Regions from separate parts of the Mus musculus genome. Here regions 1 and 3 are each linked to region 2. The links are chromatin loops, found by intact Hi-C in ENCODE. Cell type or tissue: gastrocnemius. All regions are shown on one strand. Region 1 overlaps Arhgap18 (Rho GTPase activating protein 18). Region 2 holds the start of L3mbtl3 (L3MBTL3 histone methyl-lysine binding protein). Region 3 overlaps Gm30034 (a long non-coding RNA gene).

Region 1 (8,000 bases), 520 kb before region 2:
AACATACACAGACATGCACACACATGCTCTCACACACAAACATACACAGACATGCACACACATGCTCTCACACACAAACATACACAGACATCACACACATGCTCTCACACACAAACATACACAGACATGCACACACATGCTCTCACACACAAACATACACAGACATCACACACATGCTCTCACACACAAACATACACAGACATGCACACACATGCTCTCACACACAAACATACACACAATTAGAAACTTGTCTTTTTTCAAAAATCCAATAAGCAGCATAACTTTCAGATGGTTGCCACATCTCAACAAATGTTCTTTAAATACTTTTATCACTTGTGTCTTACCCTGTGTCTCTTACCAAACCTCATTGTACTCCCTAGACTGTCCCTCACAAGGACTGCCTTAAATTGAGTACACTAGAGCCTCAAGTTTGTAGTAAAATTCCCATTGAAATACGGAATGGAGGCATGGCTCTGCCTGGACCCAGTTTCTGCTTTCCCACCGGCAGTGGCAAGCCGTAGACCTCTCTGGCTGACCTGGGTCTTGATTGGCCTTCCAAAGTCACTTAAACGTCTATCATTAGCTTTAGACGTCTATCTGACTTCTCATATGCAACAGATCCCATATTGAAATTAAGATCTTTCCAGTCATCCTAATTCCTCATATCACAAATTTCGAATTTTGGGTCAGCGATTTTCTTTTAGACAGTTGATCTGTAGTCCTGGCTGTCCAGGAACTCACTGAGAATTTAGCTTCATGTTCACTTCCATGGATAATAGAGATGGTCTATTTTGTCCAGTAATGTCTGTCTGTCTGGATTTTTTCTTTCTTTCTTTCTTTTTTATTCGTTTGTTTGTTTTTTTTTTTTTTTTTGAGATAGGGTTTCTCTGTGTAGCCTTGGCTGTCCTGGAACTTACTTTGTCGACTAGGTTGGCCTCGAACTCAGAAATACACCTGCCTCTGCCTCCCAAGTGCTTTGATTAAAGGCGTGCGTCACCACTCGAGACTAGGCTGGCCTCAAACTCAAGAGATCCGTCTGCCTCTGCTGCAGTTGTTCTTTTTGCCCTTTCTTTTATTCTTTTACAATTCATGATTTTCAAGTAATGAATCCAAATGACTCCAACTTTAAAACACAATGGCAATCCAACTACTCCTCTACCAATACTTTAGTCTGAGCCACAACTGCAACTGTCCCTTACCTTGGATCTAAGGACCTCCTACTCCTTTTACATACCACACATATTTCATGCCTTTACTCAAAATCTAGCAATGGCCTCATTTTGCTTGGGTTAAATTCAAATTCCAAGGTTCTGTGTGATCTATGGCGACTGCCCTTCTGACCTCATTTCAAACTACCCTGCTGCCAAGCAGGCTTCATGCCAGCATATTCATACTGTGCTAGTGCTCAAATGACCCAACCAAGCTCCTGCCTTATGACTGTTAGACTATTCCTTCTGCCCAGAATGAGCTTCTTGTGTCAGACACAGAACTCAAACTTCCATCCTCCTTCATACTTTTACAATGAATAAACACCCAAGCTGACTAAGTTGATAGGGCAAGAGGCTCCTCTCCAATTTTCTTTCTTTCTTTCCTTTCTTTCCTTCCTTCCTTCCTTCCTTTCTTTCTTTCTTTCTTTCTTTCTCTTTTTTCTTTTCTTTTTCTCTTTCTTTTTTCTGTCTGCCTTACTCTCTCTCCCCCTCCTCCCTCCCTTTTTAAAATATATTTTTAAGCCAGGTATGGTGGCATATGTCTTTAATCCTATAGCTCTAGAGACAGAGGCAGGTGTATATCCCTATGTTCCAAGCCAACCTTATTTGCATAAGCCCCCCCCCATCAGCTGGGGGCTCCACAGGGAGACTTAATTCTTAGTTCCCTACTCCAATTTACTTTTGTAGCAGAAGAAAATTGAAATGGTTATTTTCGATAAATGATAATCAGTATAAATGGATTTCCTAGGTACCATGGATTGGAGAGAATTTAGAGGTAAGATGAAATTATGGTAAACTCAATGAAATAAACACTTTGTTTGCTATATTCACAATATTTTGTACTAACACCAAAGAGGGTTGCTGGTGATCCAGCTCAGTGGGTAGTGTGTTTAGCATGAACAAATCCACTGGGCACTGCATAGAAGCTGGACATGGTAGTATTTATCTGCAATATAGCTCTCTGGGGTTGAGGCAGGATGGTCAGAAGTTCCAATTTGTCTTTTGTTATTTGTGAGTTTCAGTCCATCCTGGACCATAGTTGGGTCTCCTACATGATCACATATTCTCTCTCTTCCTACCTCCTTCATTCCGTCCTCCCTCCCCTGCATCCTTCCTATATAAACATACACACACACACACACACACACACACATTAAAAGCATGGCCTACAACACAGTAAAATACTATATAATCTGTTTATACTTTTATTTATTTATTTTGTATTTACTTTGCTTAAAAATGTTCACTTCCATGGTTAATAGAGATGGTCTATTTTGTCCAGTAATGTCTGTCTGTCTTTCTTTCTTTCTTTCTTTCTTTCTTTCTTTCTTTCTTTCTTTCTTTCTTTCTTGTTTGTTTTTTAGATAGGGTTTCTCTCTATAGCCCTGGCTATCCTGGAACTTACTTTGTGGACCAGGTTGGCCTCGAACTCAGAAATCCTCCTGCCTCTGCCTCCCAAGTGCTTTGATTAAAGGTGTGCTCCACCACCGCCATACCATTTAGGGCCTGGGCTGAACATTAAGATGATTTAGCTGAAGAATCAAGGAAGAAAAGTGATAAAATACAAGGCAGTGGGGGTGAGGTGGCTTACACTGCACTCAAAGGGATCGGCTGCAGGGCCAGCCATTTGCTGGACAGTAGCAACCTCCTACTGGTCACAAAACCTAGCCTAAAACTTCCAGTTTTGATTTTTCAGTTCTAGCACTAGAGGATGCATGGATGGATGGATGCTTTCACAAAAAAAATCATCTATACACAAGTAAATTTCATTTTGTGCATTTGTTTGCTCATTTATAATTTTTTCCTATGTATACGATTCTAAGATACCAACTTGATTCTTTGATGCCAACCTGAAAGGTAAATTTCTGGAATTGAATTTAAAAATTTCAATCTAAAAGATAGTCCAAACTGGCCCCAGGTGTGGGGCTGCGACCCTAGGAATGCCCTCTGCAGTCAGTCTACACTTCTTTCTTCTTGCAGAGATGATTTGTTTTCACAAATAAGCTTGAGCCCCTCTGAAGCCTCCTGATGCCTGCTTCCTAGTATGCAGTACCTGGCGCAGGCTTCCTTCACACACACACACACACACACACACACACACACACACACACACACATACACACACAAGTTAGTCTGAGCTGCCTACTTCTGTATAGGGTGGGAAAGCAAGCATCCAGCTTTGGGCCTCTTTGAATAAGCTAATGGGTGATTAGGACTTGGTATCTTGGATCAACAGAATTTGGCTAAATATCTGAATTTTTTTCAGAAAAGGAAAGGGCACTTAATTTGGCCTCAATTTGAACAGCCAGGACTACAATGCCAGTCCCCTCTTTACATTGTATTTGAGGTATCAGAGCACTCCAAAGTGAAAGAAAAATGACCTGTAACAATTCCTTTCTAGCCCTATTTTAAAATTAAGTTCTAAAACAACTATAAACAACATTGATAATTTCCCTTACTTCTATTTTGTATCGTTTAGAGATATTTACAATTGACTTTTAAAACATTTTTACATCTCTAAGAAAGTATTTTTAAGAGAGAGCTACAAATGGGTTCGGGCCAAATATATATATAATTTAGAGACCCCCCCTCCTTCATCCCCCAACCATAGCAGACCATAGGAGAAAAATTGGTCAAAGGCTGACAACTGCACTTTCATAGTTTTCCACAAGATGGCAGCATGCAACTGAGCAACTTCCGTTGGGGCGAGGGGTGTTTTCCCTTAAGCAGAACAATAGAAGGCCTCTCCCTCATTCTGAGAGCTGCCACCAGAGCATGGCTAACTCAATTCATAAATATATTTTCATGCATATTTCATTCTCGTAAACATGGTTCTTAATATATCCATCCCTACACTAGTTTGTAAATCTAGATCTTTTATCTTAATTTTCTTCTCTATAATGTAAGTTAAAATTCCTCTGATCAAATTACAAAGCTTAAATACTTTTCATGGATCTAGGATTGATCTTCTGCCTCAAGATACCCCCAATCCAGTCAAGTCTCTCTATGAATTCTTATGGATGAAGCTTAGTGGAGTGCTGAGGAATTTCACTCAGTAGTGGGCATCTGAATGATACAAAAGGAGTGTGTGTGTGTGTGTGTGTGTGTGTGTGTGTGTGTGTATGTGTGTGTGTGTGTATGTGTGTATGTGTGTGTGTGTGTATGGGTGTGTATGTGTGTATGTGTGTGTGTGTGTATGTGTGTGTGTGTATGTGTGTGTGTATGTGTGTGTGTGTGTGTGTGTGTATGTGTGTGTGTGTATGTGTGTGTGTATGTGTGTGTGTGTGTGTGTGTGTGTGTGTGTGTATGTGTATGTGTATGTGTGTGTGTGTGTGTGTGTGTGTGTGTGTGTGTGTGTTTCCCTGAAGGGGAAAATTGAGGGTAGTCTTCTCTTGACATTATTTCTTTGTTCACCATTACTAAACTCCACACTGAGTCCTAACACCTGACCAACTTTCAATATTGGTCATTAGAAGAAAAGAAACTGGTCTCCTTCATTTATATTCCTACCGAGGCACAGTAAACAGGAGAACATTGCAGTGGAAGGACTTAAATCACAATAATTATAAACCCTCAGGATTTGCTTACACCATTTGCAGTTTTATCTTGCTTTTCATGTTTTTCCCGGTCATAAGCCATTTTCTTCAGCAATTTCTTCATGGCTTTCCTTTCCTTCTTTTGATTCTCAATATTCTGTTTCCTCACTTGGATTACAATAAATTTAGGGATCTGTAAAAAAAGAGAAAAAAAGAAAAAAGAAAAAAGAAAACAAGAAACTTCAGCTGGAGGAAGAAAAATATACAGAACCTTTTAAAACAAAATACTTTAATCTTTTTTTCTTGCTTTTAATTTCAAGAGGATTAAAAGTTCTGTTTCTCCTGGCTAAGCCATTTAAATGTACCACTCATTAACTCTATGAAAAGAAATGAACCATGAACTCTCTTAGACCAGGAACAGGGCATCCACTTGGGGTAATTTACCACCCACTGTGGAAGGTTCCAAAAGAGACTTTGTGAAGTTCAAGGACATACTGGCCTCCCCACGCCATGGATGTCAACACAGGAGGAGATTCCCTGAGGAGACCTTTTGGAGGCCAGCACCTCCGCAGTCGTTCCTTAGCAACTACCTCTCTCCAGCTCCTATAAGCTAACCTACACGTCCCTTCCAACAAACCAGATGGCCTCTGCTGTCGGAGAATAAAGAAGTTTACCGATCAACAAAAGCCAAAAATTTGTCAGTGGTACTCCTAAAGACACACTATCCTTCTAAAGATAAGGAAAAACTTATTCTTAGAAATTCTATTAATAACCAAATGTTTTGGGTCATTAAAATGTAGCTGTAAAATAATGTTGTTCTTAAAAGAGAAAGACATGTTAACTGGGCATTACTTTAAATACCTTTAAATACCTGTGTCATTTGCCTTTTGATAGAATATAAGAAGCCTTGAGAATCTAGGGAGCATCATTTTATATTTTTTAAAAATATTGAGATTAGTAGAAGCTCACATTAAAGAATAAAATTGTTAATATAATTTGGCTTGGGATTTTTTTTTACTTCATTTTTCTAAATGTTTATAAGAAGGACTCTCTTTCTCTGAGATATATATATATATATGAATATAACTTTACCTGAAAAAGGAGACTGTAATCAACCAAATCTCTCATCAATACACATGTTGATTATCTGTCAAAGCTTAAGATCAACCTAAGAGTAAGGCAGGAAGCCGAGTTCAAGACCGAGCTCCGCCATCAGGATGCAGGATGAATGCTTATGGCCCCTTAAATAACAGGTCTCTGGATAATACGGTAATGAGGAGAAGCAAAGACAGTGTGAATGCTTTCAAACATGACAGCCTGAATCCCAGGCCAAGGGGAAGTGGCTGGCAGAATTATGGAAGAAAGGCTGTGTGCAAGGCACTCTTTCTTGACCTAATTTTATGATTTTAAACTAGAAATTCACAAGGCCTTCCTCACCTCTGTACTCACAATTGTACGTGTGGTGTATTTTTAAACCATTAAGACAAAAGAGCATATTGGTTTTTAATGTCACCTTCACAAAGTTATTTTCATGATTACTTTGAACAATTATACTAGGAAATTACATGACCATTATTGTGATTTTAAAACAAATACCACATTTTTTTTTTATAGGAAGCACCTAATTCTAAAGTGTTGTGCATATACAATTGCATGTGTGTGTGTGTGTGTCTGTGTGTGTGTGTCTGTGTGTCTTAGGAAAGGAATGTTGGAAGAAGAGGAAGAGATCTTAAAATTGGTGAGAAAGAGGGTTATGGAAAACATATAATAAAAAGACATAAAGAGAGTACCACCTGGAGGGGAGGAAGAGAACTTGCCAGAAGGAATGCAGGCAGTAAGGGAAAAAAAGTCTAACGGCACATATGCATTAAGCTGTCACTATGACACCCAATACTTTGTACACTGATGTAAAAAATTAAGTTAAAAACATTACTTACTGTCCATAGAATTTTCTGGTACCTAATCAATAAGTGCATGACATTTGCTGTCCCAGCTGCCATTTCAAATTCTCGCTGTTCACTGGACTTCAAGCCCAGCGTGTGGCACATGAAGAGATTTGGGGCCATGACCATTGCTACATTCCCAGCTGTCATCTTGTTCTTCTCTTTGTTATCTATGACTCTTTGGAGAAATTCAAGCAAGGCCTAAAACAAAGATGACCAAGAGTTCTGTCATACATGGAGCTAAGAGATTAAGATGCTGTATCATAAAGGATTTTTAAGTCACTTAAAATTGAGCACATTTAACTCTAAAAGGCCTTCTGAAAAAGTCATATGGAAACCACCTATTATATAAGCTTCTTAAAATATATTCCTGACATACAGAGTTTAAATGGAATTACCTGGAAGGGGACAGTGCCCCTACTAAACACCACAGGCTACCAAACGAGAAGCCCAGGGCCTGGAATGAGCTACCTCTTTGGCCAACGGTTATTTCCTTTGTTCTTGGTCTTCGGGATTTTACAGTATGAAAGCTCTGCTGAAGACACCACATACTTGAGAAATCACACATGGTGTCACTTGAGACACCACACATGGAGACATCAAGATAGTAGTGACCTCAAAGCTTCATCCCCACCTGCTAGATTTCATGGTGCTGGAAGGTGCTATATGTGCGACTAGAAAAGAAAGGTATGAACCTTGTCAATCTTATTCAGCTATGAACTCTGTGAACTACAATGATGACTAGCCTGGCCAGATGTGCCCACTGGAGTCGTTAGTGGCACAAATGCCATGGCAGTAACTAACCGCTTTCTGATTAGATTAAGGCCTAGTCACAAGAAGGAAGCTATACTTGTCCCCATTATCTGGGCCAACACCCTGTGCCTACACAGATCATAGACCCCAGTGAAGAACCTTCTACTATTATTATGCTAAATAAAAAACATTAATCCAACTCTTTATGACTTACTGCTATTTCCGTAGACTAGCACCACTCTTAAGCCTCATCAGAAAAGCTCATTCTTGAGATTAGCAATTAAAACAGAGACCTATAACTGGCTAAGTTGTGCAGCATAGGAGACTACAGAATGCTGAGCCCTAAACTGTGTATCTATATCACAGGCCTTCCCCTCAAGGCTGAGGGACAGAGAGACTGTAAAAGCCAGGTGACAGGTGACTACAATAACATAGTGTCTACCAGCCCCAGCAATAGAGCTGCACATATGAACTCAGTCCTTGTGACACAGTGAGTGAGACCTCAACAAGCACAAGCCAGTCAAGCCTCCCTCGTGGAGGGAGAAGAGGAGGACAATGTC
Region 2 (8,000 bases):
CACGGGCCTGAAGAGAGAATTTAAGAGTCTATTTTCTGAAACTAGTGCAAGGACCATTCCTTAAGTGAAAAAAAAATTTTAATCAAGAATAATCTTACATTTTGGAGGAAGGCTTTTTAATATGGAATTTCCATCTGTGATATATATTTAAGTCCTAGGCCTCAGGCAACAGTAGCAGGGAAAGGCCCCTGTACCCTTTATTAGATGCAAAGCAAACAGTCCAGGCTGGGGGCGGATCCTCCTTTACTTCCCCACTGCTTTCCCTTTCGAAGAAGTGCAGGGCTTGCGTTAGTGCTTTTTTCCTTTCACAGCAAACTCTCCTGTTGGCCTGAAGTATTTATCACAAGTTTAATTACTTTGAATTATCTTGTCTGCCCCCTCCCTCCCCTGAACCTTGTAGAAAAGAGGAACTGTAAACTCCCCCGAAGTCAGCTTGCAGTCCGTAAACAGAAAACTGCCAATATCAAATACAATAATGGCTTGATTCAGATTTGACGAACTGACAAAGGCAGGGTTTGCTATTTAAGCAGCTCAGCCATCTTGACTGAGTACATTAAGCGGGCAGTCCTCTCTTATTGCCTAGGCACTCTACCAGGGATTTCTAAGTTGAGGTAGAACTCCCAGCATCCCTTACAACAGAGGCCTAACCCACAGAAGCTGTCAATACAAATCTCATTTAGGATGCGGAAAGAACGCGCAAGTTTCAGACTTTATTATGCATTCTTCCAGTCCCGAAAAGGGCAAATGAAACTCTGTACAAGCGAAGAACTTTATTTCCCATTTTATTCTTGACCTGTGGCATGGATCTAGCCCCTGGTAGCAGTGGTGTAAGTCCAGGGCCCACTCTTTAATGGCTGAATGCACACGTTTAAGCAGCACATGGTGGATTCGCTGCTCTGCAAATTGCTGTAGAAAAAAAGTAAAGTGCAAAAGCAGACAAAGAAATCTATAACCTTCTCGGTCTTTCACATTTGTTTGGGCCGTTCTTTGAAGCAGCTCGGAGCAGCGACAAGGATCGCGGAGAGATGCACCTGAAGCAGTTGTGTGCGGGCGGCCGAGGCGGCCGAGCCGCTCAATCGCGGCTTTCCAGCGGCGAAGGCGCAGCAGCAGTCAGAGGGAAGGCAGTGCGAGCCTCCTCGGCAGCGGCGGCGGCGGCGGCACCGGCACCAGCGCAGTTTCCCCTCTCCCCAGCCCTGACTCTACGCGCACATGCGCACTGCGCCCGCAGCCCTGGACCATTTGTCAGGACTACTCGTGAGACGGAGAAAAAAAAAAGAGAGAAAATTTGGGGGTAAGGAGCGCTTGATCAGATCTAATCTCTAATTAATCTGCAGATCAGCCTGCGCCAGAGCCATTCATTGATTTTTTTCTGGGTGAGGATGAAAGTTCTGAGACCTAGAGAGGGAAGGAAGCGCACCCTCGTCTTGGGAAAGAGATCAGGGGAGGGGAAGGAAAGAAGGGGTTTCTCCCCCACTTCTCTGCGCCTCTGGGAAAGAGGAGAAAACTTAATCCCGGGGAAAAAAAGTGGGCAAGTGACTCGGAAGCGGCTGGAGGGGGAGTCTGTGGGCATCTCACTCTGAAGTAGTGAGTGCGAGTGCGAAAGAGGAACAAAAGAGCGAGAAAAGAGAAAGGAAAAAATGGGGGGAGGAGAGACTTGTATTTTTTCCTCCTTTGCGCGCACACGGGGAAGGGTGTGGGGGGCCGTGCGGAAGGGAGCGGGCCAAGGCGGCCGCGTTCGGCCGTCGCCCGCGCGCAGGCAGCGGGATGCGTGTGGGCCCCCTCCCCCCGCCCGGAGCTTGTCACTTTGGTCGCTTTTTTGACACCGGGTGCTGGGTGGCGGCGCTGGGGGGGGGGGGGGGAGCGCGGCACCGCGGGGCTGCGAGTCCGGGGCGGCGGTGGGGGGGAAACGCGGCGGAGCCGCAGCCTCCCCGGGGGCGCCGAGCGCGGTCGGCCTGAGCCTAAGGGGGGGAGGGGGCGGCTTCGGGAGGGGACCGCGGGCACGATCGGTGCGGCGGCGGGAGGACGCGAGCCCCGGCGCGCCGCCCCTGCGGCCCCCTCCGCCCGTGTGGCCTTTGTGCCGAGCGCGCACCGGGTGAGCGAGCGGGCGGGCGGGCGAGCGAGCGGGCGGGCGGGCGAGCGCGACAAGTCCAAGTACGGGAGACCGAGGCAGTGGGAAAAGAGGCCGGGCCACTTTGCTCGCCAGCCAGCTCGGCTGCGGAGAACCGACTGGTTGAATGTGGCAGAGGCGCGTCTCGCTGGCGCGGCCGTGTGTGTGTGTGTGTGTGTGTGTGTGTGTGTGTGTGTATGTGTGTGAGTGTGTATGTGTGTGTGTGTGTATGTGTGTGTGAGTGTGTGTCTCTGTGGCTGTGTGTGTCTGTGTATGTGTCGGTGAGTGTGTGTCGGTGTGAGTGTGAGCGCGCGCCGAGAGGCCTCCCTCCGCGACTCGCACCGCGCACACGCACCCGCACCCGCACGCACACCCGAGCCGCGGCGGGGCCGGCGGCCGAGAGTTTGCGTGTGTGCTCTCCCCGCTCGCCACCTCCCCGCTCCCCGCCGCCGACTGTGGGAGAATTTCCTAGAGATCGCCTCCAATTTCCGCCATTTTGGGAAAGTTGCACGGAAAAAAAAAAAGAAGAAGAAGAAGAAGAAAGAAATAAAGCCTCCGCTGGATTTTTTTTTTTTTTTTCCTCCTGCTGGAAGCAGGAAAGTGCTTTTAGGGAACGCGGCGGCGCGGGCTCGACACTGCCGTCCCCGCGGGGTGGAGGACGCGGGGCCGGGCCGGGCACCCGCACCGTCGCGGCGATCTTCTCCGCGCAGCGCCGCCGGTGCGGGCGCGGGCGTGCGAGCGAGGCGAGGCGAGGCGGTGGCGGGCTGCGGCGGGGGCCGTGGAGCCTGCAACTTGTTTACCGCCGCCCCGGGTGGCCGAGGCCGGCGGCCGGGGTCCGCCTCGCCACCCGTGCGTGCGCCGATCTGCGCTCATGGGCTACTGTCTGGTCCACGCTCGCGTCCTGGGCCCGGCGGGGCCGGCCTCGCGCAGCGGCGGCGGGGCGGGGGAAGTAGAGGCCGGCGGGGGTGGGGATCGGGAAGCGCAGGAGCGGAGGCATCCGCCGCGCGCCCCGCCAGCCAGCCAGCCGCCGGCCGGAGGAGGAGGCAAACTTGAGAGCGGCGGGGCCAGGGGCGCACTGGCGGAGGGAAAACTTTAATCGCCTTCTTGGGAGAATAGAAAAAGGGAAAAAGAGAAAAGGAAAAAAAAATCCAAAAGGCAAAAAAGTGCATGTGTGTGGGGGTTTCTAGGACCCGAACCTCACGATCGGATCTGATCCGATCACGGCCCACCGCGGGGCCGTGAGAGAAAGTTGACCAGCGTGGCGGCTTTCTTCGCGTCCGGCCGTGGTGTCTGTCTGTCCGTCCGCGCTCCGACCAAACGGGTGGGAGATCCAGCCGCACTGCCGGGTCGCGTGGGTCAGGGCTCTTGCCCCACCCTTCCACGGGGACACGAAGGTAAACTCGCTTTGGTTTTTCCTTCTCTGTCCTCCTGCAGCCACCGCCCAGCTTCCTTTTCCTCTCCTTTCCCCGCTGATTTATTTTTCTTCTTTTTTTTGTTTTTTTAGGGGGGGGGGACCCGAAAAACGGAGTCTCTTTCCTTATGCAACTTTCTCGGGCGCAGTTTGCTGGGCCCATCCCCCCCGCCTTCTGCATCCCTTGGCCCGCTCCTTTGCCACCTTGGGGCTACCGCCAAAAGCATGCATTTAAGATCATCCAAAGTGCCCAGGAACAAAAATAGATGTTAAAGAATTGTTCTAAGTTAAGGGAAACTGAGACGAGAAATAAGAAACCGGTTTGAGTGTGTGTGTGTGTGGGGGGGGGGGGGAGGTGCGTCGCCTGGGATGAGTGAGTTGAATTTTCATTTCAATTTTCGTAGGTGGTTGGTTATGATGCCTTTATTGGTGTGGGGAGCCCGGGAAGCTCTGTACTGGCTACCTCGGTTGCGTGGATTTTTGCGCAAGTTTTTAGAAAAACACTGACTCGAGTAGAGAGCCGGAAAGTTTCAAGTGCAGCAAAATAGTGAGCCTGCAAAACTGGCCAAGGGGGGACCTCTAGTGGTTAAACGCATCTTAAGTTCGAGAGACAAGACCAAAGTTTGGCCTTTACTTGTAGCTACATGCAGTCCGTTTAGACGTGGAAGTAATTAGAAGACCTGAGTTGCAGCCAGATGTGAGAAAGGATGCTAGTCCGAAATAGAAGTTTTGTAAATCAGAGAACAATGACGTCTAAGCTTGCGGACCCTGTGATTTCCATCCTTTCTTGCATACAGTAAGAAAACCAAAGCTTTTTATTCTGAGATTTGAGATTGACACTCCCTAGATAAGAAAGTTTGTCTTCTGTTTACCATCATCTGTACCTCCGTTTTTTTTTTTTTTTATTTCCCCTCTTACGACTCATAGCAGGTAGCTTAATTCGGAATGTTAAGGAAAAGTCAAAATGAAACCTGTGCTTAGCACTTTGCAAAAAACTGAAAAAAAAACAAACCTGAAATTAGCTTTTATATGAACTGATCATTTTGTATGTGTCTCTGATGCATATAATCTCAGGCTAACAAATTATTCAACAATTTACGTATAAACTTACATAATATATACTCATAAAATACATAGTATCTTCTCGTAACGGTGTAATTTTGATTCACTGAGTAAAAACATTTATTTCAGTATACTTTGTATAATTTACGATTTAAACCACTTTATATATGCATGGGTTACATAACTATTTCCCAGTGTGTATTCTGTATTTAAAAAAAAAACATTGAATTTTAAGGATAAAAACAGGAGGGATTAAGGTTGTATAGAATCATTCTTGTAATTACCACCTGTCCGTCACAGTGAAAGAGACAGGGTCCATCCATCTATGTAGCTCAGGCTGGAGTTGAATTTGTATTTCCCTCCTGGTGCTTGGGTAACAGTCTTATTTACAATGGGAATTTTTATTATGTGGTTTAGAGTACGGGAATGATGTGAGTGATTAAAATTAATTTCACCTTACATGTACCTAGTTAATTTGAATACACAGTGCAGTGTGGTGTGATGGGTGTTGAGTTTGAATTGTATATTATGGATGCGAGGGCTTTATGAGAGTGCTTTGAGGGTGTTTGTTTGTTTGTTTGTTTGTTTTCCTTTTCCTCCAATATAATCAATGCTAGATCCTTAAAAGAAGTCTTGGGGGTACACAGCAGTTCTGAAGGTCACCAGACAGATGTCTTTCACTGGACACTTGGTTTCCAGTGCAGCTGGAAATTAAAGAGAGTGTGTGACAGGGTTAGTAGAAAGGAAAACAACAACAAAACTTAAGTTTGTGGGAACTGCTTTGAATGTTTGAACAAGTAGACAGTAGGCGTGCTTGAAAAGGTGAAAGAAGCATTGGGCAAAAAGGAGTGTCCCGTAGCGTATGTGTGCCTTTGGTATGGTTGCATGGGAGGCCAGAGACCAGCTTGAGTTGTTACAGTTACAAGCTTTCCTGCTCTGCTCCCAGTCATCCTTTTTTCCCCCCTCCCTCTCTCCAAACCTGGCTCACTGATTGGCTAGACTGGCTGGCCAGTGAGCTGCAGGCCCTCCCTCCAGTGCTCAGGTTACAGAGGAGAGCGCTCCGGGATTTAGGGATTTAGGGAAGTGCTGGGGAATCTGAACTCGGGTCTTTGTGCTTTCTTGGCTGTCTCTTTATTGACTTTGCCTTCTCCCAGTTCCTTGTTACTAGATTTTGGGGGAGGAGACGGGTAATGAAGGGTTTCTCTGTGTAGTCCTGGTTGTCCTAAAACTCTCCCTGTAGGCCAAGTTGGCCTCCAACTCACAGAGATGCACCCACCTCTGCCTCAGGCATTCTGGGATTAAAGGTGTGTGCCACTACCACTCAACCATTACTGTATTCTTTTTTTTGTTTTTGGTTTTGTGTGTGTGTGTGTGTGTGTGTGTGTGTGTAGCCATGGCTGTCCTGGAACCCACTTTGTAGACCAGGCTGGCCTCAAACTCAGCAATCCGCCTGCCTCTGCCTCCCGAGTGCTGGGATTAAAGGCATGCACCACCACGCCCGGCTCATTACTGAATTCTTACTGGCGGTTCAGTTCCTTTTTTTTTTTTTTTTTCTACTGAAAACAATTGATTGATCGATTGAAAAAGTGGGGAATCCAGAACAAAGCAGTAGTGAATCAATTAATACCTTCTATAGGTGGATATACAATGGTAGGGAAGAGACAGGAGCTTTAAATGCCTTTGCAGCCTGAGCTACAATTTTGTAGCTAAAATTTATGACAGTTTGGGGGGGGGGGGGTTAATTAACATGTAATTAACATTTAAGTGACTCCTATGAAGAAGCCCTTCTTCTGCCAGAGACCATGTCTTAGGGATGTAGCATAGACTTAGGAATTTTTGAAAACATTTCTATGGGAATATAGAAATGTTGTCTAATAAGTTCTTTTTGGTTATCCTGGAGGGTACTGGTTTACTCCCAACAAATAATCCAGGACCTTCCTTTAGGATCAAGGCCAGTCGCTGATGAGGGAAGCCAACTGCTGGGATAGAATATCTACATAGTGCTTTCTGTTCCTTATGCTGGTTCAACCCGTTAGTCTTCCTTTCTTCTTTTCCACTGACTTTCCTGCCCCCTCTGTCTTGAGATTTAAAGAGTTTGCTAATTCTTATTTGGCAGAAACAAAAAGGAATGAAGTTAACTTTCCTTTTAAATTTTATTGTTAGTATTTCTGTGTGTGTGTGTGTGTAAAGAGAAAGACAGACAGACAGACAGACAGACAGAGAGCAGAGAGGTTGTAAAAGTGGCACACCATATTACATGCATGACAGTTAGAAAACATCTTTGGAGTTACTTCTTCCTTTCCATCTTTATATGGGTCCTGGGGGTTGAAGTCAGCTTGTCAGGTACCTTTACCCTCTGAACAATCTCTCTGGACTCGGTTTTCTGAGCAGAACTAATTATCTTCTTCGAGTCAGGTGGATTACAAATGAAACTGAATGATGGCCAGAGTAAAAGTGATTGTGAACACTAGTTTATTGTCACTTCTGTTTGTGGATTGTCTTAAGTAGAGCAGCCGGTAGAATTCATAGATTTAGTTTTTGTCAGTGTGTGGATGGTGCTGCAGAGACAGTGGGCAGAAGCAGCTATAAGCCCATGCAAATAAGAGCATGGGCCTGGGGAGAGCGGGGTGGCCAGTGTAGTTTCTGTGTGCTGAATTCCAGACAGCACTTGTGAGTCTTTACTGGAAGAGACACCGTGCCCATGGACCCGGAATCAGATAAGTGAAGCCTGCAGTCTATCATCTTGTATGACTTACTGGGTCACCTTCACCTGGATTTCCCCTTCTGAAAAAATGGAAATACTGACATTTGCTCTTTGTGGAAGGAAGTTTCAAACTAAGATTTTGGGAATTGTGAAGAGGTATTCAAGTAGGTGATGGCCAGTTTACCCTCCCGGTGTGGCCAGGTTTGTGAAGTGCAGGACAGAATATACTTGTCAAAGATTTCTAGCAGTGTCCCTCCCTTCCTTCCTTCCTTCCTTCCTTCCTTCCTTCCTTCCTTCCTTCCTTCCTTCCTTCCCTCTTCCTTCTACTCTTCCCCATCCTCCCCTTCTTCTTTTTGAGACAGGATCTCAGATTGGTACCTCTAGCCTGGAACTCTATGTAGACCAGGCTGACCTGGAACTCACGGAAATCCTCCCACATTTGCTTCAGGGCACTGGGATTGAAGCTGTATGCCATCAAGCCTGCTTTGTCTGTCTTTTCCTTCTCTTCCTTTTTTTTTTTTTTTTTTTGTTTGTTTGTTTGTATGTTTGTTTTTAGATTTATTACTAATTTAAATGTGTACATACTTTGCCTGCATGTATGTCTGTGCATATTTGTGCTTGGTTCCTTCCAAAGTCAGAAGAAGCTGTTGGATCCCCTAGGACTGGAATTACAGATGGTTGCAAGCTGCCCAGTGGGAGTCGAACTCAGGTCCTCT
Region 3 (8,000 bases), 120 kb before region 2:
TTCTCCATTATGTATTAAAAGTGAGACTATGACTAAGTTAATCCAAGTAGTACAAGAAATGAGACAGGAAACTCAAACCAAAGCCACTGAGCAAACCAAGACCATGAAGTAACTTGATATAAATAAATCCAAATGCAAATAATTATAAATGGACTACAAGTGCAAGAGAACATAAATGCACTAAAAGTTTTAAAGACCAGACTATCAGAGTAGATTACAAAATAACGTTCACCACCTTGTAGCATTTATTGTCTATAACAAAGCAGAAAGGTTGAAAGAACTGGAGCAAAATTACCCATGCAGATAAAAGGGACTGCATTGGTATGACAGATATTAAAGCAAAAGGCATTGGAGGAATTTATAACAAGGAACCTTTGACAATTCTAAATATTCCATGCATGTGATGATATGCATCCCGAGCATGTTAGGCAAAAATTAATAAAGTGTCCACAGAGAAATTAAAAAAAAAATCCTGGATAATTGCTTCGTTTTCTTTTTTTAAAACATTGATGCTATTAATGAGTCTGTTAACTTGTTGGTTTTAAATCCTTTTAGAACAATCATGGACAATGCTTATTTAATATAGCCATGGTCAGGAGCCTGCATTCCCCTCTGAGAAGGACCTGCGAGAGTACTGTCTTGGTAAAAGAACCCTTCCATTGGGTCTTGGTCTGGTTGCCATATTTTCCTAAGACTTTTCTTCTTTGGCCACTAGATTGCCCTGAAATTGTCTGAAGTCTTGAGCCTGCGAAGCAAGCAGTGGTGTAACCTCATTCAAACGCATCAAGGAGCGACACGGTCAAGGAAGTGAACTTTGTAGAAGTTGTCTCGTTATTATAAGTTTTAACATTTTTCTTTGTTTTCATTTTGGGGCTTCATCTTTTGTTTTGTAAAGCATGTTCTTACACAGCCAGATCTAGCTTCAAACTCCCTGCAGATGACGGTGAATGGCCTTGAACTCCTGATCTGCCTGCTGCACTTCCCAAGGGCTGAGATTATGGGTGTGAACTATCACCCTGGCTCACTTTTAATCTTTTTATTATTCTTTCTATATTTGCTTTGCTGCTATTGGTTTTGTTTGACAGCAAAATGCATATGAGATAGAATTTCCAAGACAAGCAGAGAACTATAAACCGTAAAAAACCCTTCTTCCCTGACCTGCCTTTAGTCTTTTTTTTTTTTTTTTTTTTTGGTCACAGTAACAGAAAGATAATTGATATCTAGCTAAATGTCTCTATTTTGTCCTAGAAAATTTGCTACTGTGAATTAGTTAGACTCTCAGGGTATTTATTTGTATTTTATAAAACACATGTACTCTCAAATTTTATATATATATATATATATATATATATATATATATATATATATACATATATATGGATATTGTATATAAATATTTAATTTGCTTGTTTTAGTACTTTCCATAGTATCCTATTATATATATATATATATATATATATATATATATATGCATGTGTGTATATATATATTTTAAAATATATAAAATATAGTTTTATATATTTCCCTGCAATGTATATAGTTTCCCTGCAATGTGTTCTTTATTCTTAACATTATTTTCTGAGAACTCCCTCATACTATTTATATAACTCAAAGTAACTCTGCTGCTTTATCTGTATTTAAACTACTAAATCTGTAGTTTATTGAATGAATTTATCACTGTGTATAGATCCACCACTGATATCCATTTAGGCTATTTCTGCATTTCCTCCTTCGGACAATGTGACTCCAAACACTCTTGCAGATGACTCAACAGCATGAGTGGGTACAATGTCATCGCCCTGGGAGTGGATGCAAGGGCCAGACAGTTTGGGTTCTTTGACTTCAGCACATGCATGCTGCCTGCCTGATTCAAGAGGAATCGTCCCAGTTTGCAGTCTCATAAGCAAGCTGGAAGCGTAACTCTTAGTTCATGTCCTTTCCAAAACATGACATTATGCTATACCATTGTTTGCTATTCGCATAAATTCAAAATGGAATCTTGTTGTGGTTTTAATTTGCATTTCTCTGGTTTTTAAATATAAATAAGCATGTGCAAGAACACACGCCAGCAAGAACACACGTGGACAACCGGATCCTTCTGCAACAATGCTTTATTACACTAGCTTCAGCATGAAGAGGAAGACCCAGAGCCCAGAAGTGGTGCTGCTTATATAGGCCTAGGAATGACATGTCGATACCTGATTGGTTATGCTACCAGTACCTCATTAATATGCATCAGGCCAGGCAGTGAGTCGGCAAAAAACTCTTATGCACGTGCGCACATTGGTTGTTTACCCAAACTTATGCTTGGTGGCCAGCAGAAGCCAGCACCACTCTGCAACGGCACATGTGGCTTCCCGTGTGTGTGTGTGTGTGTGTGTGTGTGTGTGTGTGTGTGTGTGTGTGTTGCTCAGTGGCAGAGGATTTGCCTAGTCACTTAGGACCCTGGATTTGATCCCTGGTTTCAGAAGGATTGGAACACACAAGAGTCAATATATTTTAGATGTGAAAAATAACTTGTATTTTTGTTTTATGTAAGCTGCCCAATTCTGATTTTAACTTTGTTTGTTTGTTTGTTTGTTTGTTTGTTTGTTTTGGAGGGAGAATTAATGACTTGACAGTTCATATGTTGTTTTTACCACAGCTTCTCCAGATTTCCAGGTTTCTTTCTCTTTATTTATAGTAACTATAAAATAAATATTTAGATCGAACTCCGTGTAACACTCCAAGCTTCTGCTGCACTCATGTCCATACAGACATGAACATTTACATACATGCTACACAGGACATTTTGCCATGTTCTAACTTATAAACCAGGAATGATGCTATTAGAATTATTTTCTTTTTAAGTTTTCATTTAACAATAACTTATGAGAGTACTTCCAAGTCAAATTGTTAATTCCAGTCAATTCTTCCAGTGATACTTAAAGGTTTTGTTGCACTTGAAACATTTTGCTAAGTAAAAGCCTGCCATAGAAGCTTTAAGAGAAACAGCAAAAGAAAATTGCATGAAACAATAATTAATAATAATAATAATAATAAAGGACTTGAAGGTAATATTATGAGATTCATGGCAACAACAACAACAACCCAAAAACCTTTCTTGGTGGAAATGTGGCTGTTGTTATATATTCTATACAGTGGGCATAGATGCTAGTTCAGTTTGTACAGTGAGTTCAGATCCCCCAGTACCCATGCCTTAAAGAGAAAAGAAAAGAAAAGAAAAGAAAAGAAAAGAAAAGAAAAGAAAAGAAAAGAACAAAGGAAGGAAGGGAGGGAGGAAGGGAGGGAGGGAGAGAGAGAGAGAGAGAGAGAGAGAGAGAGAGAGAGAGAGAGAGAGAAAGAGGGAAAGGAAGAGAAAAAGAAACAAAAACAAAAACAGATTTGGTATATTTTGTACACACCTGCCATCCCCTCTCCGATGGATCTCTGAGAATCCCTAGCCAGGAAGTCTAGACGAATCAGCAAACTCTGTTTAGTGACACATCCTATTCCAAAAAATAAATGGGGATGATTAAGGTAGAATCCCCGAGTTGACCCCTGGCTTCCACATGCATACCCAGACACTTGTTCAAACACACCCACACACATCTACCCATGGGGGCGGGGTGGGGGTGCGGGTAGAGGGAGATGACGAAGAAAATGCGCTTCCAGACCAAAGAGACAGGAAGTACATTGTACTCCTGGTTCAGTAGCAGACCTCCGGGTGGACTTTGAATAGTAATTACTTGTCTGGACTCTGGTTATCTCTTCTGTGAAATGGAGGCCAGAGCACAACTGTGCATTCCTGCGCAGATCAAACAGTTCTTAATCAACTGAAGACTAATCCAAAGTTTGCCAAAGTTTAACATTCACCAGCTGACATGGCGCCACCATGTGGCAGTAGCAGGAACAGTTTCGAATACATTTGTCCCTTCCGCCTTTAAGACTGATTTCCATTTAAGGAGTTAACATAATTTCAAAGTACATAAAGTGAGAATTCATTGATCTACTTACTTTTCATCATTTCACATTTACATAAAATTTGAGGAATCACTCCACAGATAGGAAATTTTTAAAATCTAACATTGGTTATCACATGTGACAAAACAGGAAAATTATAATAATGAGATTGTACCATAAACGTCCATTAAAAAAAAAAAAGAAAAAAGAAAAAAAAGGTACAGCAGATTTATAAGCAACATGGCTAGAAAACTTCAAAATGTCTCAAGTTCTTAAAATTGGGGTTGAGCAGGTGGGTAGTGGAGCAGCTCTGGGTAAAAGTTCACAGCATACAAGGAGAGAAATAGCAGCGGTTGCTGGCAGTATTACTGCCTATTGCTCAGATGATGTAGGACCTAACATGAGCTAGAAAGCATGCTATATCTAACTCAGTAACCAGATAGTGAACAGAAGCAAATTATAATGCCAGTTTTATTATTGTAGTGTTTATGTTCCTCTTATCACTTATCGAATAGAATTGCAGTACTGGAGAGATGGCTCAGTGGTTAAGAGTGCTTGCTGCTCTTATAAAGATCCTGGGTTCAATTCCTAGCACTCACACGGTGGTGGCTCACAACTGTTCTGACCTCGGAGGCACCAGGCACATACATGGTAACCATACATACCCAACGGGCAAAACATTCATACTCATAAAATAAATAGATCTAATTTTTTAAATTAAAAAAGTAATCGTATCAACTTTTACTGATTTTAGATATCTCATTTTTTCTTTTAAATTAAAGTCTAATGTAAATAGCTTTATATTCACAAAAATAAATTCAAAGAAGAAAGTTTCCATGTACCCTAATACCCAAACTCCTATGTTAGAATCTAAGGTCCCTGAAGCCTAATTATCACAATTAAAAAGCAAATATTGGTTCTTTATTAGCAATTAAAGTACATCTCCTATTCAGCTCTCTGACTTTTCCTCCTATTTCCTTCCGATGGTCCTTCTCAAGACAACATCTCAGTCCCAGTGTCTCACCCTCCTCGTGCCTGTTTCTTGGGCTTTCCTCATGGTTGAAGACTTCAGCGTTTCTGCAGGGAACTGGTGCGGTATTTGTCTGGCAGCACCTCAGTTTGGTTTGTCTGATGTCAGTCTCTCCACAAGACACCAAGTATTTCTAAAATCAACAAGTCTTGCCACAGGAGATCACCCTGGCCATCTAAAGACGGTGCCCTGGCGAGGCTTCTTGCAACCTACCTTGTCTTCCCCTGCACATGCGCATTTATTCAAATGCAAAGCCCACACTGAAGTGTGGTCCCTGGAGGACCACAGAACTTAAAACTGAGGCGTTTCTAGAGGAGCCAGCCACATCCCCCACGTCCATCGACTTATGTGTTTAGCTATTTATATCACGGGGATAATGGGTATTTATTTTTATATTTTGGATAACCCAATATAACATTTTTTGTTGTTGTTATCTTGAGTCTCATTGTTCCAATTCTGGCACTGAAAGCTCCTTCGGGCTGCCTTCTGCGTCTCTGAAATGTTTCCATTACTCTGTACACATTTGCTTCCGCCGTGTAACCACCCGTTCTTAAGCTGAACCCCCCTTTCTTTTTATTGAAGAATGGATCAGAAACTAAGATCTGGCTCCTAGTTATAGATAATATAAAGAGAAATTTGTTTATTTTTAACTCTTCTTCCTCTTCAGACCATCTTAAAATTGAAACTTAAAAAAAAAAAAAGCTTTGAGATTTTAAGAAATAATCCAGTTAACACGAGGTTCTTCACCCTTACTAACTGCTGTCTTGACTATCATCACTGTTAGCATGTCTGTTTCTCTGTGGGTAACGTGTTTCCGGTCCAAACATGATTTCAAGATGAAAGCATCCTAGAGGGGGGGGGGACCCTATAAATTATTTCTGTGCCTTTTCCCACATCGTTCTTTCTCACTAAATCAGCAGCCAGCAGATCTCCCATAAGTGACTACAGAGCCCGTGTGTGGAGAGATACAGGTGTTTCCCTTTAGGCTCCTTACTGGAGCACCAATGTGCCAGAATTGCCAGACTGCACTTTGATTGAAAGCAGCACCCACCACGTGTCGCGCCCCTCTCGGCATTCCCAGGACTTTCCGCGATCCAGGGGTTTCCTGAAAGCTTGCTAGATGAATTATAAGCTCCTAGAAATGTTCTGGAGCAGACCTCTGGAATTCAAACATGTCTTAACATGTCTCTCCTCTGTTCCCGATGTTCTCAGCACATTTCAGGGAAGGATTTAGTGCTAATAAAGGAAAGAATAGAGATCACTGCTGCGTTATTTTTCTGTTTCTAATACTGTCTTATCACGAGTCATGGTAAGTGAATTATAATGCTAAGCTCCTTTTCCACTAGTGCACTAAGGCCCAAGCACTCCTTTTAGGGACGCTTGTAATGGAAACCAGATTTCTGTCTATCTTGTTCAATAAGATATTCCTCTATTGGATGGCATTGAGTTCAGTTAGAAGAAAATATTTTCATGAAAAATAAGGCTCTAATGATACACTGTTTCATCCTAAGACCTCAATGCATTATACCTTCTAAACTCCTGGGCTGAGGCAAAACAGCGGACAGACAAATTACTCACTTGCCTTTGAGTCTGTGGAAAATGTGTGCATTTCTATATTCTATCTTCCTTTCTGTCTTCCAGCTCCCTATTTAAAAGATTCTCTTGTGTGATCTATTTTAATTTTACTCTAGATTCAGTGCATTTTTATATATATATATATAAAAGGAAATCCATTTACGGTCAACAAGCAGCCTGTGTGGAAGTATTTTTGAAGCAATACTCACGGCTTCACTACAGACGCCTCCGTCCTCCATCCACTTACACACTGGTCTGCCAATCAAATCTCTGTGCCTATTGCTATCTGAGAACACAGAGTAAGAGGAAAAATGTGCTCCTTCAGCAATTAGCAAGATGGAGCGAGGGGGGAATCAAACAACATATAACAGCAGGGTGGTCCTGGCTGGGCAATGGAGAGTACCATACCTGGATATGGCCTGATGCCTGGTTTTGCAAAAGGCTGCATATCCCAGCCTGGAAGCACAGGGCTGCCCTTGAGAACCTGACAGACAGAATGGCTGAGAACTGAGGTTGATCCAACACTGCCCCTAGGAACAAGTTTGGTTGTGTTTTTTTTTTTTTTTTTTTTTTGTGTGGGGTTTTGTTGTCTGTTTTTGAGACAAGGTCTCACTACACTGTAATGATCTAGCTGCCCTCAAACTCCAAGAGATCTGCTTGCCTCTGCCTCCTGAGATCTGAGCTTACAGACATATGCCACTGCAACAGACACATTTTGCCTTCTTAAGTAACCTTATTCCTCAAAGATCTACCTGAGCATGGAAACAGATGATGTAGGGTCTTTGGGAGTCCTTAATTCATAGCTCCTCCTCCTCCACAACTCATCCCAACTTGGACCCAGATACCAATTCTATATCATTCACCATCACCCCCTTGACTCTCATTTCCAACTTGCAGATGAGAAAACAAGCAGAAAACGTAAACAATTTAGTTAGAACAGGTAGACCCAAGCATCCACAGCTGGAGTCCTCTCCACTATATGTTACCTGCTCAACCTTAATGAGAGGAGTAGAGAGCAACTGAAGAAGCTGTGTTCCTACAGGGCTCCATGAGAAATGAGCAAGTAGAAACAGGAAAGAGCCAACAGTGACCAAGGGTCAGGGAGAGGAAACTGGAGGCAGAGGCAGGGAGAACTTTGTGAGTTCAAGACCAGTCTGGTCTACAGAGTAAGTTCCGGACAGCTAGGGCTACTCAGGGTACCCTGTCTTAAAACAAGAAACAACAACAAGAAGAAAAAAGAAAGAAAAAGAAAAGAGTAAGAGAGAAATGTGTGAATCACAGTCTGCACATTCTTTATGGAAACAATTCAACCAAGTGGATGCGGGCATGCGGCTTAGGAGAGTTTGATATAGAGGATATTTCATAAAACAACTGTTTGGTTTGTTGTGGATTTGGGATGCCGGAACTTTTCTCTGCTCCCAGAAACACACAATTTATGTTTCTCATTTCATCT

The links. Peaks named below come from ENCODE experiments on the same cell type or tissue, not always from the same donor. Only the 100,000 strongest peaks of a DNase experiment are listed, where the experiment ranks them.
Region 1: it touches region 2 in a loop (8-fold over the local background); 39 of 42 quality-filtered maps call a loop at or near these places.
Region 3: a loop joins it to region 2, with 2.5 times the contacts of the local background. A loop is called at or near these places in 18 of 42 quality-filtered maps.

Annotation. Positions count from the first base shown.
Region 1 is chr10:26,886,669-26,894,668 of GRCm38, reverse strand. It overlaps Arhgap18 (Rho GTPase activating protein 18), which reads right to left. Exons shown (of 15, transcript NM_176837.2): 11 at 6,682-6,888; 12 at 4,797-4,937. Among named protein-coding and RNA genes, the nearest start is that of Gm30534, 75 kb to the left of the region's middle. In gastrocnemius, CTCF peaks have their summits at 3,677 and 3,881 (motif pointing right); DNase peaks (open chromatin) are centred at 3,885 and 5,293.
Region 2 is chr10:26,369,202-26,377,201 of GRCm38, reverse strand. It overlaps L3mbtl3 (L3MBTL3 histone methyl-lysine binding protein), which reads left to right and starts at 3,130. Exons shown (of 22, transcript NM_001359254.1): 1 at 3,130-3,501. In gastrocnemius, a CTCF peak has its summit at 4,098 (motif pointing left); DNase peaks (open chromatin) are centred at 3,424, 3,679, 4,080, 5,579 and 4 more places; H3K4me3 peaks cover 3,994 bases; H3K27ac peaks cover 3,353 bases.
Region 3 is chr10:26,490,325-26,498,324 of GRCm38, reverse strand. It overlaps Gm30034 (a long non-coding RNA gene), which reads right to left. Exons shown (of 6, transcript XR_871559.3): 4 at 3,405-3,488. Among named protein-coding and RNA genes, the nearest start is that of Gm30034, 59 kb to the right of the region's middle. In gastrocnemius, a CTCF peak has its summit at 3,873 (motif pointing left); DNase peaks (open chromatin) are centred at 3,616 and 3,863; H3K4me3 peaks cover 218 bases.